Regions from separate parts of the Homo sapiens genome. Here regions 1 and 2 are each linked to region 3. A link is an interaction called in ENCODE POLR2A ChIA-PET data of the cell type or tissue named here. Cell type or tissue: GM12878. All regions are shown on one strand.

Region 1 (2,500 bases), 130 kb before region 3:
GCTTCTCACACCTGCCTTGTCTGGTAGACACCAGCTCTGGATCCCCAGACCTCTCACCTGAGCTCTAGGGCAAACGCTTCCCGACATCCCCCGTGGCGGGCAGCGAGGCCGGGATGGTGTGGAGCTGCGCACTTCCAGCTTCTGGGATGCAAGGCCCTGTCACCACTCGATTTCCAGGTGTCTGCTTCACAGTGATCTGTTAAACTGCCATATGTGTTTTATGCACCTTCCTGGGTTGTGCTACAGCTGATAATAAAATCATTTGAGAATTTTGTGTTGTTGTTGTTTGAGACAGAGTCTCGCCCTGTCTCCCAGGCTGGAGTACAGTGGCGTGATCTGGGCTCACTGCAACCTCCACCTCCCGGGTTCAAGCGATTCTCCTGCCTCAGCCTCCCGAGTAGCTGGGACTATAGGCATGCGCCATGACACCCGGCTAATTTCTGTATTTTTAGTAGAGATGGCGTTTCACCATGTTGGCCAGGCTGGTCTTGAACTCCTGACCACAGGTGATCCACCCACCTTGGCCTCCCAAAGTGCTGGGATTACAGGTGTGAGCCACCGCGCCCGGACATTTTTGAGAATTTTTAAAAAGAGTCTATCAGAACCGAGCTCGGTGGCTTATATCTGTACTCCCAGCACTTTAGGAGGCCTACCTAGGTGGGTGGATCATCTGAGGTCAGGAGTTTGAAACCATCTTGGCCAACATGGTGAAACCCCGTCTCTACTAAAAATACAAAAATTAGCCGGCTGTGGTGGCGGGTGCCTGTAGTCCCAGCTACTGGGGAGGTTGAGGCAACAGAGCGAGACTCTGTCTTAAAAAAAAAAAAAAAGTTCACCACCATGCTTGGTTTGGCCCCATTTGGACGGGAGGGGAGAGCAGTGAAGCAGCCGGCACGTGAGGTGGCCTCCCGGGGCAGCAGAGCTGGCAGGGCAGGGCGGGCCAGGCCGGAGGGCTCTGACTGATCCTTGGAGCTCTAATAGGAAGCTGCACACCCATTCACTCTCTTAGAATAGCTGTGCACCTGCAGATAACCAGTTTCTGTTGTGGTGAGTGGTAGTTAAATAAATAAATAAGCAGGCAAAGAACAGGCTTGTCCTTACTGTGACAGTCATTTGCTGCTGTGAAACTACTATGGTCTAACACCTCCCACTCACTTTCCTCAATCAGTGCTGCCTGCAATGGCAGGAACTCGGGGCCAAAAGAGCACCTGCCCTAGCTCAGAGCTCGGGCCTGCCCACCCCACCACCCCACCCCCTGGGACCACCTGACTTTGACCTCTGAGACCACATTTGGCTTGCATGCAGGCAAGTTATATGACTTCTCTGAGCCTCAGTTTCTTCTTTGGCAAAGTGGGGATAGTAACAGCTCTCTTCAAAAGCCATTGTAAGAGTTGGAAATGATAAGCCGGGCGCGGTGGCTCATACCTGTAATCCCAGCAGTTTGGGAGGCCAAGGCGTGTGGATCACCTGACCTCAGGAGTTTCAAGACCAACCTGACCAACATGGTGAAACCCCGTCTCTACTAAAAATACAAAACTAGCCAGCACGGTGGCTTATGCCTGTAATCCCAGCATTTTGGGAGGCTGAGGTGGGTGGATCACCTGACCTCAGGAGTTCTGAGACCAGCCTGACCAACATGGTGAAACCCCGTCTCTACTAAAAATACAAAATTAGCAGGGCATGGTGGCACATGCCTGTAATCCCAGCTATTTGGGAGGCTGAGGCAGGAGAATTGCTTGAACCTGGGAGGTGGAGGTTGTAGTGAGCTGAGATCACGCCATTGCACTCTAGCCTGGGGAATAAGAGTGAAACTCCATCTCAAAAAAAAGAAAAAAGGTCGGAAATGATGTATTTTAGCCGCGCAGATAGTCAGCCATACGCCTGTTTCACTTATGGGTAGAAACACTGCAGTTGACTTCATTTCAGCAGCTGAGGGGCCCAGAGGACTGTGTCCTCTGCCTCACTGTGCAGGCCTCAGTCATGTTCCTGGCAAATATTCCAGAAGGCTCAGAGGAGGCGTGTTGAGAGTGTTGTCAGCCAATCACCACAAAGCTGCTCCTTCAGGAGCCTTCTCACTCTGAACCTCACATAACACAAGCCTGTGGCTGGAGGGAGGGTGGCAGGGGCCTACCTGGGCATTACTTCCACGCTTGCAGCCTCAGGGTAACCCTGGTGGTCAGATAAGCAAAGATCAGCCTCAAAGCAGCAAATAGGACCATGTCCTCTGGGGCCTTACCATGGTCCGCATGCAGTCCAGGCTTGGCTTCACCATTTGCATGAGAGCTCAGAGGACACCCATGGCCACAGAGGCTTAGCTCAGCCAGGGGAATGGAGACAGTCAGTAACATGGAGGTGAGATCATAGCAAACACCTTCATCTCCGGTTCAAGGGGGAAGGGGTCACCTGCTGGGGAAGGAGGAGGCTCTGGCAGGTGACGCTGAGCTGGAACGTCGACCACCTTCCTCACGGCCTTGGCAGTGAATTCCAGATGCCCAGACCT
Region 2 (2,500 bases), 370 kb before region 3:
CATCGTTACTGCTTCAACCACATTGGACTACTGAACTATTAGGTGTTCTCCACAGTCTTTGTTTATCTGCCTTTGTACCTTTGCTAAAGCCTCTCCTTTGCCTTAAAGTCTTTCCCATTTTGACCTGTCTTGGGCTTATTATTCGTCTCCCATGGTTCAACTCAGATCCCCAGATCCTAACTCTTCCATGAAGTTTTCACAGATTGTACTGCTAGTTGAAACTGAACTTCTTTCCTGTTTTCTTTTTGTGTTTTGTATGTTATCCTTAAAAAATTTAACCCCGTATACCTTATGTCGTGGTACTTTTGAAATGTGTCTGTCTTTGTCCCATTAGATAGTGACTCCCTTAAGACACGGGCCATTTCTAAGTCATCATTTATGTTTTATGTTTTTTATAATGGTGACTTTTTATATAGTATTTGTTGAATTGAAAATTTGATGTCCATACAACTTTTAGGAATACTTTGCTGGGACACATTACATAAACTAGGAGAACTTAAGACTACGAACAGAATATTTGGACTAATCATTAAGAAATACTAATTTAAGTATGGCAAAGGAAAGCACAGGTGCCATGATGCGACATTTTTGTAAAGGTATTGATTGGGGTTTTGAAAGCGATGTTAGGGTATCCTGATGGGATGGCATTATCTTTTATGTAGATAATACTTAGCACTGATCATCCCCTTACTTGAGTGTTGTTTCCATTTCTAGGTTCCTCAACTTAAAAGGGATGAGGAGACCTTGGAGACGGTTCTGAGGAGACTCAAAAGATGATTATATGATTGGAAGTCAGTCCTATGAGGAAAGGTTGAGAGAATGAAAGGTTAAGAGGCAACTTAATAACTCTTCAAAAAACATGAATGGATCCATTATTAGGAATGGTAACCAGCGGTTTCCCAGCTCCACTGACAGCAGAATAAGAGAAAATAGGTTTAAACCGAAATCAGGAGTAGTTGTGTAAAGAACTTATTGGTAATGATGGTTGTCATTACAGTCATGGTAAAAAGGTTACCAAAATAATTTTATTATCTTCTCTGGAAGTATATTTTAAAAGTACAGTCCTGCCTACATATGTATAAAATGACCTCTTAAGCTACCTTTTCCTTCTGTGAATCAGTAAATAAATTCTTATTCAGCTCCTCGAAGCAATAATTACTTTCCAGTAGGAAGCTTCCAGAGATATTTCTTTAGGAAGTAATGGTTTTTGTAGTGGCTTTATAGGAGAATACAAATTTTTAAGTGGAGCTAAGAGAGAAATCTTAAACATCAAGAGAAACCAAGGAAAACAGTAGGTGTGGTATCAATATAGGAAACAAATAAGTATTTGTAGCTTTTATGTCCATTTTCAGTTGTCATTTAAAGAGGTATAGTTCAGAATAGCTCTTGTTAAGGCTGTCACTGCTTGTGGATACATTGTAACAAATGCTTATAAATCATTTCCAAACTAATAGAAGTTTGCTTCATGTTAGTTAGTATTATAAAAGCCTCTGACCCTTGGCTTTTGAGGCTGTGTAGAGGGCTTGCATCACTCAGAATGAAACCTTTTTAGATATGTTGGGTTGCAGAAAGCATTTCCTGTACAGTCAGAATGAAAACTTGAATTGGGATTATTCATATAGATTACCAAAAGTCTGGGCAGAGCTGATATTACCACCAGCCAGTTTTCCTACTAACTCTTAACTCCAAAACCTTCATTGGGTTATTGAAGCTTTAGGACTTTTGAATTTCCTACTGGAATTGTGTATGAATTCCTTCTTTCAAGTGAACTGATACTAGATTTATTTAAGATTAGTTATACATCTTAAGTATTTTTTAAGTGGCATATAATGAATGGTCTCTACTTTTAACCAGTCTCATAAAATGCCTGGGGTTCATAGGTGAAGCTGGATTGTTGCAGGAATTCTGCAATTGTTGGCAAAGCGAAGGGCAGTTTGACTCCTTAATTATAAAGTTGGATGTCATTTGAGAAACTCTGGGAATTGGAAGTAGAACAAATTCATACTTTCCCTATAACTTTTAATTTCTTGTCATACATTCAGAAAACAAGAGATGTAAAATTCATAAAACTGCTTGTATAAATTCAGAAAACGGGATTATAAAAGCAAAGACAAATTGTCTTACGATTCTTTGTTCTACTTGAGAGATTCAAGTGTTGGAGTAATAAAAAATACCAGGGACTTTCTTTTTTTTAATAGGTTAATGCCACCTAATGTGGGCTTCTCAGAATGTGATGGCAAACTTCCAAATATGATGTGGGAGCCAAAAGAGACCAACTGGTTTTACAAAATATTAAGAACACAAAATTTCCCAACTCATATATTTGAATATTCCTAAAAAATAATAAGTCAAAATTGTGTTGGTGGGCTGGGCACAGTGGCTCACAACTGTAATACCAGCACTGTGGGAGGCTGAGGTGGGAGGATTGCTTAAGGCCAGGAGTTCAAGACTAGCCTGGGCAACTTGGTAAGACCTGATCTCTACAAAATAAAAATTTTAA
Region 3 (2,500 bases):
ATTTCAAGAGGGAAGTCTGAAAATTATTTCCATCAGAGCTTTCTGTGACTTGTTTTAATGATAGCCATCCAGGCTTTTTATTTTATTTATTTATTTTATTTTATTTTGAGATGGAGTCTCACTCTGTTGCCCAGGCTGGAGTAGAATGGCGCGATCTCAGCTCACTGCAACCTCCGCCTCCTGGGTTCAAGCGATTCTCCTGCCTCAGTCTCCTGAGTAGCTGGGACTACAGGCGCCCACTACCACACCCGGCTAATTTTTGTGGTTTTTTTAGTAGAGACAGGGTTTCACTATATTGGCCAGGCTGGTCTCAAACTCCTGAACTTGTGATCCACCCATCTCGGCCTCCCAAAGTGCTGCGATTACAGGCATGAGCCACCGCGCCTGGCCAGCCATCCAGTTCTTGAAGGCCAAAGAAAGCATAATAAACCTGAAGATTCTTGGCAGATCCTGGCATTGCTGGACTGCAGGGTGCATAAACACCCTGGGTGACAGATGACGTGGCCGGCCATCTCAGGCCCATCCCTGTGCACTGGGTCTGGACGGTGCCAGCTCCTTGGCAACACTGCAGGCTGTTATGACCCTGTGCCAGGGCGGGGGAGGGGCCGAGCACCAGGTGACGTGGCAACACCGCAGTCAAAGGAAAGCCATGCTAAGAGGCCACTGCCCCGCAGTCCTGTGACAGGCAAGGGGAATGCAGGAATATTGGGGAAGAGGGGAGGGGTGGAGGGGAAGGATCATTGTTGCACGGCTCTAGCAAGAAAGAAAATCTAAAATTCTGCTTCATGGCTCAGCTCCCAGCACAGCTAATGCTTGGAATGGACCAGTTGCCTGGACAGTTTCAATTATTTGTCATAAGCAGCTCAGGCCTTGGTGTGCAGATTTCCTTTGCCCCTCAGTTTCAGATAGCCCACTGTGGCCCCTGCTCATGATTCAGACTGAAATAGCTGCCTGTTTTGCATGCCAGTTAAGCCTGCATTTCAGTTCTTGTTTCTTTGAAAGGACCTGTCAGGGAAGCAGTATGAAATGTCAGGTTCCGGTTTGGTATTCCCCCTCTACCTTCAACCTTGTAGCTTGACTTTTGTGGGATTCCCACTCATGCTCAGAGTCCCCTCATGCGAATAGGCTTATCTAATTCACAAGTAGCTCGGTGATGTGATGATGCCTGGCCCTGTGAAATCATATTTTTTCACCTTACATCACCTTCCATGGACTGGCTGGAATTCAGATTAGTTAGCCATCCCATTCTTGCTTGGACATGCTTATTAAAGATAGAGGATATTGGCCAGGCGCAGTGGCTCATGCCTGTAACCCCAGCCCTTTAGGAGGCTGAGGCAGGTGAATCATCCAAGGTCAGGAGTTCAAGACCAGCCTGGCCAACGTGGTGAAACTCCGTCTCTACTAAAAATACAAAAAATTAGCCGGGTGTGGTGGCACGCACCTGTATTCCCAGCTACTCGGGAGGCTGAGGCAGGAGAATTGCTTGAACCCAGGAGGCAGAGGTTGCAGGGAGCCGAGATCGTGCCACTGCCCTCCAGCCTGGGCAACAGAGTGGGACTCCATCTCAAAAAAAAAAAAAGGCATTATCAATTATCAAGGAATTATCAATTTCTTCCTACAAAATAACTGAGGAGTCCTACATAGATCTTTACAATTGTCTGTGTAGAAGTTCAAACTCCTGAAAGTTGGCTAGTCCTTGTTCATATCTACCCCATACCTGTGTTAATACCGTTTACATTTACTCTTTCAGACACAGGGGAACAAGGTCCTGAGCAAAGGAGGACTTGGTATGAACAAGTGGGTTTGGTGCCGCCATTGCTTCTGGCTTGGGTCTCTGCAACTTTGGTGGAGCTTCCAAGAGCTCCATGTGGGGACGGAGCATTAGATGGTTGACAACATCTGTGGTCTGCAGGAGCCACTATGCGGAGGGCCCAGGGAAGAATTTGCCATTTTCAATGAAAAACACGTGGCAGTTACTAATTATGATGACTTTGTACTGGGATCGGGATCTGCGGCACCCTTCTTTAAAGTAAAACACCAACTGCTTAAGAAATAAGAATGTTTTAGTTTATCCATTGAACAGACATGAAGAGTGTTTCAAGAGATGCAATCCCTTTGAAAAATGGATCAAACTCTTGAACTCATGTAGCATACTAGATATGTTTGTGAATAAACTCATGACATGAAAAATCAGTCAATCAATTTAGCCTTGGACATAAATAGATAATGGCTTCTCATTCCCCGTTTACAGTGGCCCCTCCTTCTCTTGTCTTTTCCAAATACAAGACCGCTTAGATCTTTATCATCATCCTGAGGAGCTGATATTCAAGATTATATGTAAGACATGGGGAACTTGAACTCAGAGGGGTTTTTTTGTGTTTGTGTGTGTGTGTGTGTGTGTGTGTGTGTGTGTGTGTGTGTGACAAGGTCTCACTGCTGCCCAGACTGAGTGCTGTGGCACAGTCACAGCTCACTGTAGCATCAACCTCCTGGGCTCAAG

What was found. ChIA-PET counts read pairs that join two places held together with the same protein. Peaks named below come from ENCODE experiments on the same cell type or tissue, not always from the same donor. Only the 100,000 strongest peaks of a DNase experiment are listed, where the experiment ranks them.
Region 1: POLR2A ChIA-PET joins it to region 3 with 7 read pairs; 6 of 35 experiments call an interaction of 5 or more read pairs at or near these places.
Region 2: POLR2A ChIA-PET joins it to region 3 with 6 read pairs; 1 of 35 experiments calls an interaction of 5 or more read pairs at or near these places.

Annotation. Positions count from the first base shown.
Region 1 is chr11:118,694,860-118,697,359 of GRCh38, forward strand. The region is part of intron 2 of LOC105369519 (a long non-coding RNA gene); the gene reads left to right. Among named protein-coding and RNA genes, the nearest start is that of TREH, 16 kb to the left of the region's middle. In GM12878, no CTCF peak of the experiment used is centred here; a DNase peak (open chromatin) is centred at 1,082; H3K4me3 peaks cover 593 bases; H3K27ac peaks cover 2,121 bases.
Region 2 is chr11:118,446,911-118,449,410 of GRCh38, forward strand. All of the region lies in intron 1 of KMT2A (lysine methyltransferase 2A), which reads left to right. Among named protein-coding and RNA genes, the nearest start is that of KMT2A, 12 kb to the left of the region's middle. In GM12878, no CTCF peak of the experiment used is centred here; a DNase peak (open chromatin) is centred at 1,521; H3K4me3 peaks cover 315 bases; H3K27ac peaks cover 1,274 bases.
Region 3 is chr11:118,820,032-118,822,531 of GRCh38, forward strand. It overlaps the pseudogene COX7CP3. Among named protein-coding and RNA genes, the nearest start is that of DDX6, 30 kb to the left of the region's middle. RefSeq lists an enhancer at 1,030-1,109. In GM12878, no CTCF peak of the experiment used is centred here; a DNase peak (open chromatin) is centred at 940; H3K4me3 peaks cover 546 bases; H3K27ac peaks cover 2,500 bases.